Regions from separate parts of the Homo sapiens genome. Here region 2 is linked to region 1. A link is an interaction called in ENCODE POLR2A ChIA-PET data of the cell type or tissue named here. Cell type or tissue: endothelial cell of umbilical vein. All regions are shown on one strand. Each heading gives the region's core, and the rest is flanking DNA. Links, peaks and the distances in the headings are about the cores only.

Region 1 (12,496 bases), core at 4,489-8,488:
GGCAGGTGGAGTGGCAGCAGCCATCTCCAAGATGGGGGTAGCGCCCATCGAGAGGGTCAAGCTGCTGCTGGAGGTACAGCATGCCAGCAAGCAGATCACCGCAGATATGCAATACAAGGGCATTATAGACTGCGTGGTCCATATTCTCAAGGAGCAGGGAGTCCTGTCCTTCTGGCACCGTAACCTGGTCAATGTCCTCAGATACTTCCCCACCCAGGCTCTCAACTTGGCCTTCAAAGATAAACACAAGCAGATCTTCCTGGGTGGTGTGGACAAGAGGACCCAGTTTGGGAGCTACTTTGCAGGGAATCCGGCATCAGGTGGTGCCGCTGGGGCCACATCCTTGTGTTTTGTGTACCCTCTTGATTTTGCCCATACCTGTCTAGCAGCTGACGTGGGTAAAGCTGGAGCTGAAAGGGAATTCTGAGGCCTCGGTAACTGCCTGGTTAAGATCTACGAAACTGATGGGATTAAGGGCCTGTACCAAGGCTTTAACGTGTCTGTGCAGGGTATTATCATCTACCGAGCTGCCTACTTTGGTATCTATGACACTGCAAAGGGAATGCTTCCGGATCCCAGGAACACTCACATCATCATCAGCTGGATGATCACTCAGACTGTCACTGCCATTGCTGGGTTGACTTCCCATCCATTTGACACCGTTCGATGCCGCATGATGATGCAGTCAGGGCGCAAAGGAATTGACGTCATGTACACAGGCACGCTTGACTGCTGGAGGAAGATTGTTGGTGATGAAGGAGGCAAAGATTTTTTCAAGGGTGCATGGTCCAGTGTTCTCAGAGGCATGGATGGTGCTTTTGTGCTTGTCTTGTATGGTGAAATCAAGAAGTACACATAAGTTATTTCCTGGGATTTCCCCCACTGTGAACAGTCATGTTGTATTATATAACATATCTTGAGCATTCTTGACAGACTCCTGGCTGTCAATTTATCAGTAGCAACTATTTACTGGTTGAAAATAGGAAGCAAGCCAGGTGCGGTGGCTCACACCTGTAATCCCAGCACTTTGGGAGGCCGAGGCGGATGGATCACCAGATCAGGAGATCTAGACCATCCTGGTTAACACGGTGAAACCCTGTCTCTACTAAAAATACAACAAATTTGCCAGGCGTGTGGCACGCGCCTGTAATCCCAGCTACTCAGGAGGCTGAGGCAGGAGAATCCCTTGAACTTGGGAGGCGGAGGTTGCAGTGAGCCAAGATGGCATAACTGCACTCCAGCCTGGGCAACAGAGCGAGACTCTGTCTCAAAAAAAAAAAAAAAAAGAAAAGAAAAGAAAAGAAAAGAAAATGGGAAGCAATAATATTCATCTGACCAGTTTTCTCTTAAAGCCATTTCCATGAGGATGGTGATGGGACTCAATTATATTTTTTATTTCATTCACACCTGATAAATAACAAATTTGGAGAAATAAAAATATCTAAAATTAAAAAAAAACTAATATTGTTTGTTTGGCCTGGGAAGGGATGGGAGGCAGGGCAGGAACGAATGGTGCACACCCTAGTAGATTTTTTAAAAAGGTAACATTGTCAAAATGTGTTCTAAACAGTATGTTCATCTGTATTTGAAATCTGAAGGCACATTTTGTAGACAAAACTGAATTATTTTCATGGGGGCAAATACCCATCATGTGACTTGAAACACTGCTGCTCAAGATCATCGCTGCATTTTAGAGTTTTAGTGCCTTGGGTTATTCTGTTCCCACTGCTTGGAATGCGTTTCCCCCTAGCAGGAAAATATTAACATGCATTACCTCTTCATGCATTACCATGATTACCTCTTCAGGAAACCCTCTCCTGACCTCTCCCAGGGGAGCTGATCACACTTCCCCTTCCCTTTGTGTGCCCATGGCACTTTCCTTTTTCTTTTTTTTTTTTGAGACGGAGTTTCACTCTTACTGCCCAGGCTGGAGTGCAATGGCACGATCTCGGCTCACCGCAACCTCCGCCTCCCAGGTTCAAGCGATTCTTCTGCCTCAGCCTCCCTAGTAGCTGGGATTACAGGCATGTGCCACCACACCCGGCTAATTTTGTATTTTTAGTAGAGACAGGGTTTCTCCATGTTGGTCAGGCTGGTCTTGAACTCCCGACCTCAGGTGGTCAGCCCGCCTCGGCCTCCCAAAGTGCTGGGATTACAGGCATGAGCCACCGCGCCCGGCCTAACCACGGCACTTTCTTTCCACTCCCCTGTACAGCACCCTGCAGCTGAAAGGGCGTGCCTGTGTCCTCCGTCTAATTAAGAACTTTTTTGCTAGCTTCTCTTGCCATTTTTTGTACTGTCTCTAAACAGTACTGGCATATAATGGGCACTCAACATACATGACATAAGAGGCCATAGCTCAGTGAGTTTCAAATGAACCCATATGTTAAATAAGTCAAGGGCTGCATTTAAATCAGACGCTAGAAGTGTCTCACCCTTACACTGTCCACTTTCAACGAACCACTCCAGGAATGAATTATTGCAAACATAAAAAATGAAAGAAATCACATATCTTTGAGTAAATCAGGGACCTGTGGATGGGATTATCTGGCTTGTGCATCCCCAGAACTGTTGTTCTTTACCTCCCTCTGGCTGTCCACTCTCCAAGAATAGGCAGAATTATAATAACCCTATCCTTCAGATCTTGTCGTTGCAGCAGCTCTCATTAAAGTTTTGTTGATGTAACAACCAAATGTAATGAGTAGACTTGGCTTGAATCCTAATTCAGAAACCCACTGTAAAAACACAGTTTTGAGACAACTAGGTAAATGTAATACAGCTTTAATCCTGGGTATTAAATAATATCAATGAATTACTTCCAATTTTATTATATGTAATAATGGTATTATCCTATAAGAAAATATGCTTATATTTAAGAATTGTATACAGAATTATTTAGGGATACAAAGACATATTGCCAGAGGTTTCCTTTAAGAGACTACAGCTGGCCGTGCGCGGTGGCTCACACCTGTAATCCCAGCACTTTTGGAGGCCGAGGCGGGCGGATCACAAGGTCAAGAGATCGAGACCATCCTGGCTAATACAGTGAAACCCCATCTCTACTAAAAATACAAAAAATTGGCCGGGCGTGGTGGTGGGCACCTGTAGCCCCAGCTACTCAGCAGGCTGAGGCCCAAGAATAGCATGAACCCGGGAGGCAGAGCTTGCAGTGAGCCGAGATTGCACCACTGCATTCCAGCCTGGGTGACAGAGCAAGACTCGTCTCAAAAAAAAAATAAAACCCCACAGCCAAAAGAAAAAACAAAAGAGAGAGAGAAGAAGGGCAGAGAGAAAAAGGGAGGGAGAAAAGGAGGAGGAAGAATGAAAGTTGAAGCAAATATGGCATTATGTTCATCACTGTTGAATCTAGGAATAGGTATTTTCTCTAGTTTTGTGAATGTTTGAATATTTTCATAATAAAACAGGGTTTCAAAAGGCTTTCTGGGAAAGTAAATGTAAAGGAGTTGATAAAAATAATGTCAAACAATCTTTGCATTCATTTCATTCCTGTAGCTTTTCCCAGGCTTCTGCGAGCCAGCCCCTGAAGGCTTCATTGGCCACAGACATCTGAACCAACTAAGAGCAGGAATTCCCCTGAGGCAAGCTGTTCCAATTTTCCTTGCTTTGGAAAATTCTGTCTTGTCTCCAACAAGCTCCAAATCCAGGCCCAGGACAGCCTCCAACCTGGGCAGCAGAAGTCTTCTGTATAGTCTGATCTCAATCAGTAGGACGCTATGGCTTGCATTTGTGCCTGTATCGGTTAGGCTTAACCAAGTGGGTTAAATAAGATGGCTTTCTCATACAAACGGCCAGGTAGGTGGTCTACGACTGGTATGGCAGCACCACTATTGCCTTCTTCCTTTTCTTCCGCAGCACTCATCTCATCCTCTACCACTTCATCCATACTTCATTGGCCACGATCTCGTGACATGATTCTTACATGATTAAACTTTGCTGAAATGGAGGCATAGAAATGTGTCTTTAGTTGGGCAGCCATGGAAGGAAAGAGTGAAAAATGGAAGCCAACCAGCCATTTCTGCCACCGTGCCCAAGCAAGAAAAAATGCTTATAATCCTCTGTGCATATATTTTTCCTGGGGGCCACTTAGAAAAAGGTGGATGGTCAAAGGCAAAAAGCAGGTGTCCAGGGCCCCCTACAAAATGCTATATTAATATCACTTCTATTGATGGTCTTTCTGCTGGGCTTTCTGCTGACACCAAAATGTGGGTCTGCATCCTTGCTCTTATCTCCATCAGGGAGAGTGTGCCTGAGAATGGAAAGAACAAGGAGGAGAATAAGGCAAAGAGATGGAGAGACTGCATCCTGATGACATCTTTAGAGCCCGTGGAGCTAGGCATGCCAGAAACTGGAAGGTTAAACTACATGAACCAATAAATATACCCCATTTTTTCTTAAAAAAAAAAAATACTGCTTAACCTTTGTCACTGTAACATGTCACCTGCACAACTGGAGAAGTCTTGAGGGTAGAGAGCTCTGCAAAGGGAGGAAGATAGGAAGTGCTCCAGGCACTGCAGCTGTTGCCAGGAGTGAAGAAACTCCCTCCTGTGGAGCACCTACTGCCCATCCCGCACCGTGGGATGCTGTCATATCACATATATTTCATATATATTAGCCCTTATATATTACATCTATAATATAATATATATTATCAAATACAGTATTTCATATCATTCTCATATAACCCTGAAGTACATGTTACCATCCCCATTTTGCAGAGTAGGGCACCAAGGCTTAGAGATATTAAGTAACTTCTCCAAGGTCACACAATTGAGAAATGACAAAACAGGTATTAGAAGCCAGATTCCCCCACCCCATCCCCAGGCTGCCTTTAAATTCCTCCGTGGGCCCTCTTCCTTGCAGGCTCCTGTCCCATCAAAGTCCCTCCTCCTGATCCCCCCACATCATTTGTCTTCTGCTGCTGATTGTCAGCACTTCTCAAGTTCCCAGGGGCTGTGAGTTGGAAGAGGCATCACTCTGAGAAGTAATGCACCTGCAGGGAAGAGATGGCTCTTTAGAAATAAACTAGAAATGAGTATCTCTATGATACCCATGGAGAAAGTGCAAGAGTTTGGACACAAGTGGTTTCAGCCTCTGGGGGAGAGGAAGGTAATTTTATCCAGGGTAACCCAACCATCATCATCCAGTCACATAGGTGGAGAGGCACAGCCAAGAGCTCTGAATCAGGTCCCAATGATCTAAGCACCAGTTCCAGCACAGCCCCTGAATCCCTTATCAAGTTAAGGCCTCTCTTTGAGCCTAGGTCTCCCCACCTATAAAGTGAGGGACTGGGCCTAGAGGTGATGTAAGCTCCCTTCCAGCTCATCCCACTCTGGACCCGTGCCTTGAGAAGCCACAGATCTCAATGCAGGCTTGTGTCATACTCAAGCACTAGTCACTGGAAAAGCAGGAAGTCCTTGGGTGAGGTGCTTACCTCTCGGAGTTTATTTTCCCAACACAGGTGTCAGATGGAATAGAAGAAACTAGGTGTCTATGCATGCTCATTTGTGGTTTCTATCACAATGGAAAATTCCTTGAGCATCTACAATCCCCACCTGTGGTAATGTGAACACCCAACCTGGAGCCAGGAAAACACCTGGGCCAAATTACTCCACTGAGCATTTCCCTTCTTCCTCAGCCCTTTCTTACCCTCCTGCTGGCACAGGCTGCCACTTGCCTGATTCAAGTTTCTCCACTTACTAAATGTCACACTTCCAGCTGCAATCAACAAGAGATGCTCTCCAGGCAATTCAGTACAGGAAAAAATAAGGTCCTTCCCACTTCTTATTACCCTCATGAGATGCTGACTGTGGAGCTGGCTAATACCAATGACAAATAACAGGGTTACTATGAGGAAGTATGAATGGGACCTATGGCCCAAGAAGCAGCAATTATGGACACAAAAAATTGCATGAAAGGAGGTAAGTAGAGTCCTTCCCAGAGAACAGAGGAGGCAGCAGAGCCCATGACCCACATCTGAGTCACCACATCCCATGGCCACGATCTTCTATTCTAGTACATTTCCCTATTGCTATAGCAGATACAATGATAAATTATTTTATAGGATACCACAGCTCTTTTTGGAAAGCAATATAGATGTAAAAGCCAGCCAGGATGTTACCAGCTGATATCCAATGATGAAGGAATAGGGATCCAGTTAGCCCTCATGTCAACATGGAAAGTTATTCAAGTTAAAGCATTTCACACCTATGAGCCCTTTGGATCTCCAGAATAACTGTGTGGAGTAAGAAAGGTCTGAGTCACTGCTTTGGCTTAAAAGATGAGAAAACCAAGACCCAAAGAGGGAAAATTGCTTGCCGGGGCTCACTCAGTCTGTAGCATTAGGGCTTCTACACCAGACCATGATTCCTCTTGAAGTGGCCTTCAGTCTGATGGTTTTCAAGTTTGTTCTCATTGAAACAGAAGAGAAAAGGAGAAGGAAGCAAGGAAAGCAAGGAGCATTACAGCTTTAAAAGATGAGCTACAGTGGCCGGGCGCAGTGGCTCACGCCTATAATCCCAGTGCTTTGGGAGACCAAGGCGGGAGGATGGCCTGAGTCCAGGAGTTCCAGACCAGCCTGAGCAACATGGTGAAACCCCATTTCTACAAAAAATACCAAAAATTAGCCAGGCACTTGCCTGTAGTCCCAGCTAGTCAGGAGGCTGAGGCAGAAGGATGGCTTGAGCCTGGGAGGCAGAGGTTGCAGTGAGCCAAGATTGTGCCACCGCATTCCAGACTGGGCAGCACAGCAAGACCCTGTCTCAAAAAAAAAAAAAAAAAAAAGGCCAGGTGCGGTGGCTCACGCCTGTAATCCCAGCACTTTGGGAGGCCAAGGCGGGCAGATCATGAGGTCAGGAGATCAAGACCATTCTGGCTATCACGGTGAAACCCCGTCTCTACTAAAAATACAAAAAAAAAAAAAAAAAAAAAAAAAGAGCCAGGCACCCTGGCAGGCGCCTATACTCCCAGCTACTCCGGAGGCTGAGGCAGGAGAATGGCGTGAACCCGGGAGGCTGAGCTTGCAGTGAGCCGAGATAGCGCCACTGCACTGCGGCCTGGGCAAAAGAGTGAGACTCCATCTCAAAAAAAAAAAAAAACAAAAACAAAAGAAAACAAAAAAAAAAACAAGATTAGTTACCATATCCAAAACTGCTAAATTCCCACAGGACATTAAGTCAGAGCAATCCACAGATGTGGGGACAGGCTCCCAAGTTCCCAAAGACTCCCAATTCACCTCAGATTCCAAACACAGCATGGCCAGCAGTGATGGGATGCCCATGGTTAGAGGGAAGAGGGAGCATGCCTGAGCCCCAAGGACATGACCCCTCACCAGAGGTCAACCTCCCCTTCTCCCCACTGAGGCCTCAGGCCCTGGGCTGATGTCCTCTTCCATTGAAGTGCAGACAACCAAGGCAGAGAGGCAGTGCTAGAAAGGAACCCAAACATTCAGCTTCACTCTTGTTTTATAGGTAAAAATGTTGAAGCCCTGAAAGAAAAAAGAGTGACTTGCCCCAAGGTTACAAAGCCACTTGGTGACAAACTCAAGTTTCCTGATTGTTCTTCCATCTCCCTTTCCAAACTGTTGACCTCCCTTCTTCTCCTGTGTGTGGCTGACACAGTCCCCGGACTCCTTCCTATCAAGGGGCCCAGGGAAAAATACTGGGTCCAGAAGATGCATAGTTTACATGTGGAAGCTGTGCAGCTCTTGTCACTGGTTTGGTTTTAGTTTTTACTTAACCCCTCTACTCTCCAGGGTAGGAGATTTAGCTTTGTCAAGCAGAGTCACTATGCACTCCCGGGATCTTTACTCCTTTCTGAACTCATGCTGTTTTTTGAAGCCACTTCATCATACCTATGACTCTTTATTCCCCTGTGATAAAACCTCCAGACCTCTGAAATCATCCCTTCATCCTGGCTTCCAAAGCACTCTCCTCTCAATTCTATTTTACAATAGAAAAGGCACCTCATATAGAAAATATGAAATAAATGAATGAAAAACAGATTCCTCTTTTGCAAAAAAAAAAAAAAAAAAAAAGGGAAGGAGGTGTGAAATAGTAGTATAATTCAACCCTTTACCTGCCCTTGTGGTGTGATCCAATAGGAAGCTCAGCAGAGTAGGAGACAAGAAACCTGAGTTCAAATGAGGCTCTGGGGAAAACTAAAAAGCCTTGGCTCTAGCAACTAGCTGCCTGCCTAGTTCCACAGTGTCCTCTTGTGGTCAGTTGGTATCATGCATGATTTTTCTTAAATTCAAGAATGAAATGTCTAATAAAGCAAAGATTCAGTCAGGGTCACTCCTGGATAAAGTAGATGAGGTCTGTTTTCTGACCACTCTCTATTCCAGCCTCATGCCCACTAACTTCAACTCCTTGTGACTGAAGTACACAGAGCGTCAATTTGGGTGTCAGGTTGATGTGAGAAGTACCAGCTCCACTTCTTAGAGAGATGTCAGCCAGGAGGGCTGCTGTCTTCCAAGAGTGGTACTCATAGAGCACCAGGACCCTGCTAGAGCTCCCAAGCTTCTGCCTCTGATCTTCCCAGGTAACAGCCAGAAGCCCACTTGCATCACTGCACTGAGGGCCAATCGACCACACCAGCCAAACTCAACATACTCAGATGATGGGGGCCCATACTCTAGTCTATGGTCCAACAATGTAATAGGATTTGTTTCCTTTGAAACCAGGACTGTGCATGGTATGAACTGCTTGAGGCTGTTGTTTTTCTAGGAGAGAGTAGCTACTCAAGACAGTTTCACAATATAACAAAAGCCTCCATGACCTGTCCCATATAAGCATTGAGTAGTGATAGAGGGATGAGGGTTCCCATAGGACTTTCTGGAGGAAGAGACATTTGAGCCTAGTCTTGAATACAAGTAAACCAAATGAAGATAGGTTTGGAGATAAGGCTCTTCCCACAAAAGTCCAACATGAGTAAAGCCAAAGGCCAAAGATGGGTAACAGCCAGTGTTATAAATTCTGTGCTGTGAAGGCAAGACTGAGATGTGACTGAGAAGGTCAACAGGCACCCCTCATGGTAACCTGTTAAGGAACCTGGCCTTTCATTGTATAGAAGGTAACTTACTGAAAAGTTTGAAAGCCGGCCAGGTGGAGTGGCTTCACCTGTAATCCCAGCACTTTGGGAGGCCAAGGCGGGTGGATCACCTGAGGTTGGGAGTTCAAGACCAGCCTGACCAACATGGAGAAACCCCGTCTCCACTAAAAATACAAAATTAGCCAGGCGTGGTAACTCATACGTGTAATCCCAGCTACTCAGGAGGCTGAGGCAGGAGAATCGCTTGAACCTCGGAGGCAGAGGTTGCTGTGAGCCGAGATCGCGCCATGGCACTCCAGCCTGGGCAACAAGAGCGAAACTCCATCTCAAAAAAATAAAGCCAAACATAGCATGACCATATCCTGCATTTTAGATCAATCAGTCAGTTGCTCTGATGGTCTGATGGCTGGGATGGACAGATATGACAGGGTAGAGATGGGAGGCAGGCAGGAAGGCAGAGGAGGTTTTTGTCTTAGTACAGCAGAGACTCAAGGGCTATTGGAGTCTTGAGGGGGGCCAATAATTAGCACTCTTCTTCCACAATTGAGTTCTGAACCAATTGAGAACAAAGGCAAAGTAGAAAACAGACAGCAGTCATTGTTACTACTACTACATTGGATGATGTAACTTATATCTACAGACTGTAGTTAACTTCTGTGTTTGGAACTCCAGAATTATTCAGATGTACCCACCAAACCATAGGCAAACCACAAACCACCCCAGACTTCTTCATGTGGAAGCAGACACCTCTAAAACTTACAGGAAAAAGCAGAGCAGAACCCACACTCCCTCAGGCAACTCAGTCTGCATGTCTCCGGGCATACAGAATAAAAGGACAGAGAGAGGGCAGATGTGTTACACTAATTAAGCTTTCATGTAGAAGAAAACATCAGAGGTAGAAAAGAAGCATTTCCCTTACATTCCCCATCTTTTTGTTCTTTTCACTCACTGAACTTAACCATTAGAGCCATAGAGAAGAACACAGTCTATCACTCCCAAATCCAACTGCCATTGGGATCACTGGAAGCAGTTTAGATTTTGCCCCAAAAGGCTCTAAACAGAGTCAGAATAATATATTAATTAAGGCAACTCCAAGGCTTCTGTAATTCTAAGTCTGAAAATTCACTCCATTTCCCACCCAAAGTATGCCCACCACATTGTTGAGGCGGGAAATTAAAGAAAAATAAACTTAAAAAGAAAGAGAAATAAGTTTTCCTGTGTTAGGCTGACTTGTCCCAGAGGCAGCAAAAGGCACAGCCCAGACCCAGGAAGTCTTGATAATATTATCTAATGTGCTCTGGAAACTCTCCCAGCATTCCCTCAACATACGGAGAAGAAAAACAAATTTTCCTTCGTTTTATGGAATGAGTTTATAGATTCCTGTTCTCTGTAACCAGTGACTTCAAACATTCTGTTTTATCTAAGCAGTAGAGTGAAGGTCAGAGCCTCTGAGCAGGCCTGTGTTATGGCCACCTGGGTGCCAGTGAAGGTTATAGGATAAGCCCGTGCCTAGGCAAAACCTAGATAACAGACATCTGGGTTGACTGGCAATGGTCATGTGTAATCCTGAGTTATGATCTGTTACAATTTGATTAACTGTCTTTGTCCTGCCTCTGTATCCCTGCTTTCAGGCCACTGTAAGCTTGCTTCAAGCTAGCCCACCCCCTTTTGTGAAGTGTGCATAAAATCAAGTGCTGTCTTTGTTCTGGGCCCAGTATTTCAATGTTAAGTCTGCAGGGTCTGAGTGCACTCAATAATAAATATATCCTCCTCTATACACCCCAAGGTCTCTCTCTGGTCCTCCTGATCCTGCAACATGATCTGTGATGGCTAATTTTAGGTGTCAAGTTAACTGGATTAAGGATATCTAGAAACCTAGTAAAGCATTATTTGGCTGTGTTTATGAGGGTGTTTCCAGACTACTTTAGGGTGTGAGTCTGAGTGGACTAGGTGAGATACACCTTCAATGTGGGCCAGCATTCAGTTGACAGAAGGTCCAAAGAGAACAACACAGAAAAGGCAACATGTCTGTCTCCCTCCTAGAGCGGGGATAACTCTTCCTTCTCTGTCTTTGGATATAAGAACTCCTGATGTTCTGATGATGTTGTCCTCTGAGGACAGAGAAGGAAGAGTGATCCCAACTTTAGGAGACCTCTGGACTCCAGGACTTACACCAGTAGCCCCCTGGGTTCTCAGGCCTTCAGCCTCAGACTGAGAATTTTATCATGAGCATCCCAAGCTCTGAGGTCTTTGGACTTGGACTGAGCCACATCAAGGTCTCCAGCTTGCAGACAGCCTGTTTTGGGGCTTCCCAGCCTCCATAATCGCATGAACCAATTCTCCTAATAAATCCCCTTATATATCTATATACATATACTATTGGTCATCTCTGGAGAACCCCAACTAATAAATGGTCTAACCTGGCATATCAGCACACCAACACCCAATAATAAAATGCCAACAACAGAGATGCCCAAATCTACATATAATCCTGTGCCATTATCAAATTTACTGGAATTCAAAAATTAAACCTCCTTCCAAATCAAAGTCCAAAAATGTTAAACTCCACTAGAATTAAAATCCAAAACTAAATACCCTTATTTTTGTAAGTTAAGAATCAACCAGCCTAGGCAACATGGTGACACCCTGTCTCTACAAAATATTAAAAAATTAGGCCAGGCACGGTGGCTCACAACTGTAATCCCAGCACTTTGGGAGGCCAAGGCGAGTTGATCGCTTGAGCCCAGAGTTTGAGACCAGCCTGGGCAATATGACAAGACCCAGTCTCTATCAAAAACACAAAAAATTAACCAGGTGTGGTGGTGTGCACCTGTAGTGTGGGAGGATCACCTGAGCCCGAGAAGTCGAGGCTACAGTGAGCCATGACCACTGCACTCCAGTCTGGGTGACAGACCGAGACCCTATCTTTAAAAAAACAAAAAGAGAAAAGATAGCTGGGCATGGTGGCACCTGCCTGTGGATCCAGCTACTTGGGAGGCTAAGGGGGGAGAATCGCTTGATCCCAGTGGTTCGAAGCTGCAGTGAGCACTGATCACACCACTGCACTCTAGCCTGGGTGACAGAGCAAGACCTTGTCTCAAAACAAACAAAAAATGTCCAACATTCTTAAGTTAAATGCCCAAAACAACCTTTCCCAAATCCTTATTCTGTTCAGTCTTAACCAGAAGGGGGTTTGATGCTTAGGTGGTTAAAGTCCTTTCAGCAGCCACAACCCAAGCTGTTACTCATGGGAAAGTAATTTCTTTAGGGCCTCAGAAGTTACACTAGATATGCCTCAGATACATCACTTTTTAAAAATTGAGATGTAATTCATGTAACATGAAATCCACTCTTTTAAGGTTATAATTCAGTGCTTTTTAGTATATTCACAAGGTTGTGCAACCATCTAATCCCAGAACTTTTTCAT
Region 2 (4,000 bases), core at 1-4,000, 270 kb before region 1:
ACCTGGTGCATAGTGGGTTTGGGGAGCGTCTCCACTCCACCCTCATCCGTCTCTAGTATTTTCCCCCCCCTTCTTTGGAATCCAGGTTTTCGTTCCAGGAAGTGCATTAACTTGCGGGATAATTTGCTGATCACACTGGTACAGAAACCATTGAGAGGCTTTAGACTCCTACTCATAGGGATCAAGACCTGGAGACAAAGGAGTCAAGGGAAGCCCCATGGCCTAACCACAGCCCTAGGAATATCCCCAATGCCTAAGGAAACCCATTCAATCCATCTAAGCTTCAAAGTGTCACCAAACTGAGGAAAAGCCAGTGGAGTTAGTCCATAAGTCCACTTTGAATGGTGATGATGCCTTCATAGCTACAAGCATTTCACGTACCTCTCCTCACTTTATCTTCATAAAACATTCATTGAAAGATTGAAAGGATAGTCCTAGCACAGCACTTCTCAAACTCTAATGTGAACAGGCATCCCCTGTAAATGTGTTAAAATACAAATTCTGACTCAATAGGTCTGAAGGGGTGGTCGGGGGACTGAGGCTTCATGGTTCTAAAAAGCCCCCAGGTGATGTCGATTCTGCTGCTCTGAGGACCATACTTGGAATAGCAAAGGCTTAGAGCACAATTTGGAAACCACAGTTCTAAGGATTGAAAAGGCAGTAGCAATGAGTAGCTCACCAGCCTGGGCTCAAGTGGGATGTTAACCAGATGATATTTCCTGCATTACTATTTTATTAACACCTGACAGAATTGAAGAGCTATACCGCATGGGGGAAAGATCTCTGGAGAACATTTTCTGATGGAGACCAGGAAAGGAGTGAAACAAGATTTACTCACGAGAGAAGCGGGCCAGTGGTCTGGCATTCTTGTCTCCAGCTTCATTTGCAACTAGAAAAAAAAAAGAGGATGCAATTTAAATAAATAAAGCAATGTGTCCACCAAATATGCCCCAATACAGCCAATCCCCTGGATGCTTTGACATCGGGCTGTATTTAAGAGTCTTTGTAAGTGAATAAAAGCAACTTTACTCCCTCCGTGTCTGTATTTCCAAGGCTGCCCTCAACACCTAAATGAAGTCAAATGTCTCAATCATTTTGATTAGAATATTTGGATGAAGCTAGAGAGGATCTCAACAACATCCAGTTTAGTAGGCCTAAAGAAGTTAATTGGCTTACATCCACTTAGTAAGAGGCACACACACCAGCTTCCAAGCTAGTGGACGTCCTTTGGCCCCAAGAGTCCTCTAACAGTGCTGTCTGTCAACATGCAAATGCACCCCAAGCATCGAAATGAATCTGGTTTCCTAGGATCCATAGGGGCAAAGCTGAGGCAGGAATTTCGGAAGATAAATAAAAAGCTGGCTTTATGTTCAGAAAGATATTAAATTTAGATGCTAACAAACAGGGAAGTTCATTAATAGAATTGTTCAGAAAACTGCCCTAGAAACCTTACCCCTAAAGCTTCTCAGCAGGGCAGGCTACCTCCTACGAAAAGTCTCCATATAACTTATCATTGGATAGAGTCATATTTAATGTCCCTTATAACTTATGAACCCATTGTATTGGGTAAAAGAGATTGGTTGTTAAGGGGAAACACAGGTTTCACTCATTTTAAATACCATGTTTCATGCCCATAAACATTATACCTTGGTTGTTGTATGTATACATAGCAGACAGACATGGGTATTTGTGATCTACTTGGATAAATGCCTAAAGCAATCAACAAGAAACACCTGTTCATTCTAGCTGAGAAAAAAGCATTCAATGCATCAACAGAATAAAGGAGATTGCTAACGTCATCATGAATGTATGAGAAGTTGCAGCAAAAGGACAAAACCAATACAGTAACTACTTTCTAAACTTATTATATCGTTTTACAAAGAATGAAAGAAGTCGAAAAATTTATTCCACCCTCTCACAAAGGTAAGTATTTTAAAATTTACTGCATTTGAGCAATTTTTTAAAAATTAATGGATTCCATCTCAGTATATTTTGTTTTTCTGGCATTAGCTTTGCCTCACCATCTACACTCTATTACTAATAAGGCCAATTACTAATTTGGGCAATTTGTCTATTACTAATTTGGGCAATTTTTAAAAATTAATAAATTACATCTTAGTATCTTTTGTTTTTCTGGGTATTAGCTTTGCTTTATCATCTGCACTCTTACTATATATTACTATATATAAGATGTTATATAAAAATGACCAGCAGGGGGAGGCAATAATTCATCCAGCTCCCATCGTCTGTCACACCGCAGCATTTCAAAAAAAGAAAGAAATGGGCCTGGCGCGGGTGGCTCACGCCTGTAGTCCGGCACTTTGGGAGGTCGAGGCGGTCGGGTCACGAGGTCAGGAGACCAGCCTGCCCAAGATGGTGAAACCCCATCTCTACTAAAAATACGAAAAATTAGCCGGGCGTGGTGGTGGGCGCCTGTAATCCCAGCTACTCGGGAGGCTGAGGCAGGAGAATCAATTGAACCTGGGAGGTGGAAGTTGCAGTGAGTCGAGATTGTGCCACTACACTCCTGCCTGGGAGACAAAAGCGAAACTCTATCTCAAAAAATAAAAAGAAAGAAATTAAATAATTACTACACTCTGCACCAAATACATTTTAAAAGAAAAGATTTCCATTTCAAAAAAAAGATCTAGAAGTTCTAAGAACAATGGCTATTCTTGCTGTCTTCTAAAATGTTTTGTAGAACCACCACATGAATATAAATAATTCACATTCATATTCCTGCCTCCACTCAGAGCTACATCCAAAGTATTTCAGAACAATGGTCAACTATCTCAGTAGAAGTCTTTAACCACAACTGCATATCCTCACATCAGGAAAATTTGGATGTTATCATAGCTAAGTATTAAAAAAATCTTATGAGCACTTGGAAAGCTCTCAAGAGTTGTCTATAACCAAAGTTATCTTATAATAAAAAAAAAGGGGGGGGTAAGAAAAGAGAGAGGGGAGGGAGGGACGGAGGAAGAACAAATGAGTCCCAGTTAGGTATAGACATGAATTTCCATGGCCTTGAGTTCAACTTATTTCTTCCATTTAGACACCGCAAATGTCTGAAGAAAGAAATAGAGCTGGGTGGGGCATAGTGGCTCACACCTGTAATCCCGGCACTGTGGGAGGCTGAGGCAGGAGGAACACTTGAGCTCCCGAGTTTGAGACCAGCCTGGGCAACATAGTGAGACCCTGTCTCCACAAAAAAAGTTTTAACAACTTAGCCGGGTGTGGTGGAGCATGCCTGTAATGCCAGCTACTCGGGAAGCTGCAGCAGAAGGATCACTTGAGCCCAGGAGGTTGAGGCTGCAGTGAGCTGTGATCAAACCACTGCACTCCAGCCTGGGCAACAGAACGAGAACCTATCTCAAAAAAAAAAAAAAAAAAAAGAAAGAAAGAAAAAAGAAAAAGAAATAGATCCAGGGTTTTACCAAAACCTTTGCTGCAGAAACTTTAAAATGACATTTTAAAATGGGATTACAAAGACCATTGCAATTGCTGAGAACACAGGCAACCACCTAAATGCTCAGCTTGGAGTGTGCACATTCTCCAAGAGTGTGCACATTCCTCCAAGAATAAAAGAACAGAGACACCAATGTCACTATTTCACACGCAGCAATAGCCACATCTTCACTCAGCCGGGCCCTCCCTGCCCACCACCCTATCCAAGGATGGGAATTGCTGACCCAGATCCAAGTCACGCCAGGAAAGGCAAGAATCAGGATCCAGACCAGTGGGACACCAGGAGAGTTTCCTCTATCCAGAAGGAATTTGAACCTCGCCACCAGCGTGATTTCCCTACAAACATACCCAATGCCACACTCCACTACTAGAGGGTCTCCCGTGATGCTGTAGCCCCTACAGAACACAATCCAGCTCACCTGCACCAACTTATTCTCCCACCTCATTTCCCAGAGCATACTCCAGCACTCGGTCACATGCGCTAGATGGACAATCCCACACACGCCCTTCACACACTCTTCCTGCCTGGCTC

The links. Peaks named below come from ENCODE experiments on the same cell type or tissue, not always from the same donor. Only the 100,000 strongest peaks of a DNase experiment are listed, where the experiment ranks them.
Region 2: POLR2A ChIA-PET joins it to region 1 with 7 read pairs; 5 of 35 experiments call an interaction of 5 or more read pairs at or near these places.

The regions. Positions count from the first base shown.
Region 1 is chr7:32,471,551-32,484,046 of GRCh38, forward strand. It overlaps the pseudogene SLC25A5P5. Among named protein-coding and RNA genes, the nearest start is that of LSM5, 13 kb to the right of the region's middle. In endothelial cell of umbilical vein, for the core only: CTCF peaks have their summits at 8,228 (motif pointing left) and 8,429; DNase peaks (open chromatin) are centred at 6,011 and 8,221.
Region 2 is chr7:32,208,651-32,212,650 of GRCh38, forward strand. It overlaps a transcript of PDE1C not described here. Among named protein-coding and RNA genes, the nearest start is that of PDE1C, 140 kb to the left of the region's middle. In endothelial cell of umbilical vein, for the core only: a CTCF peak has its summit at 2,196 (motif pointing right); no DNase peak of the experiment used is centred there; H3K27me3 peaks cover 194 bases.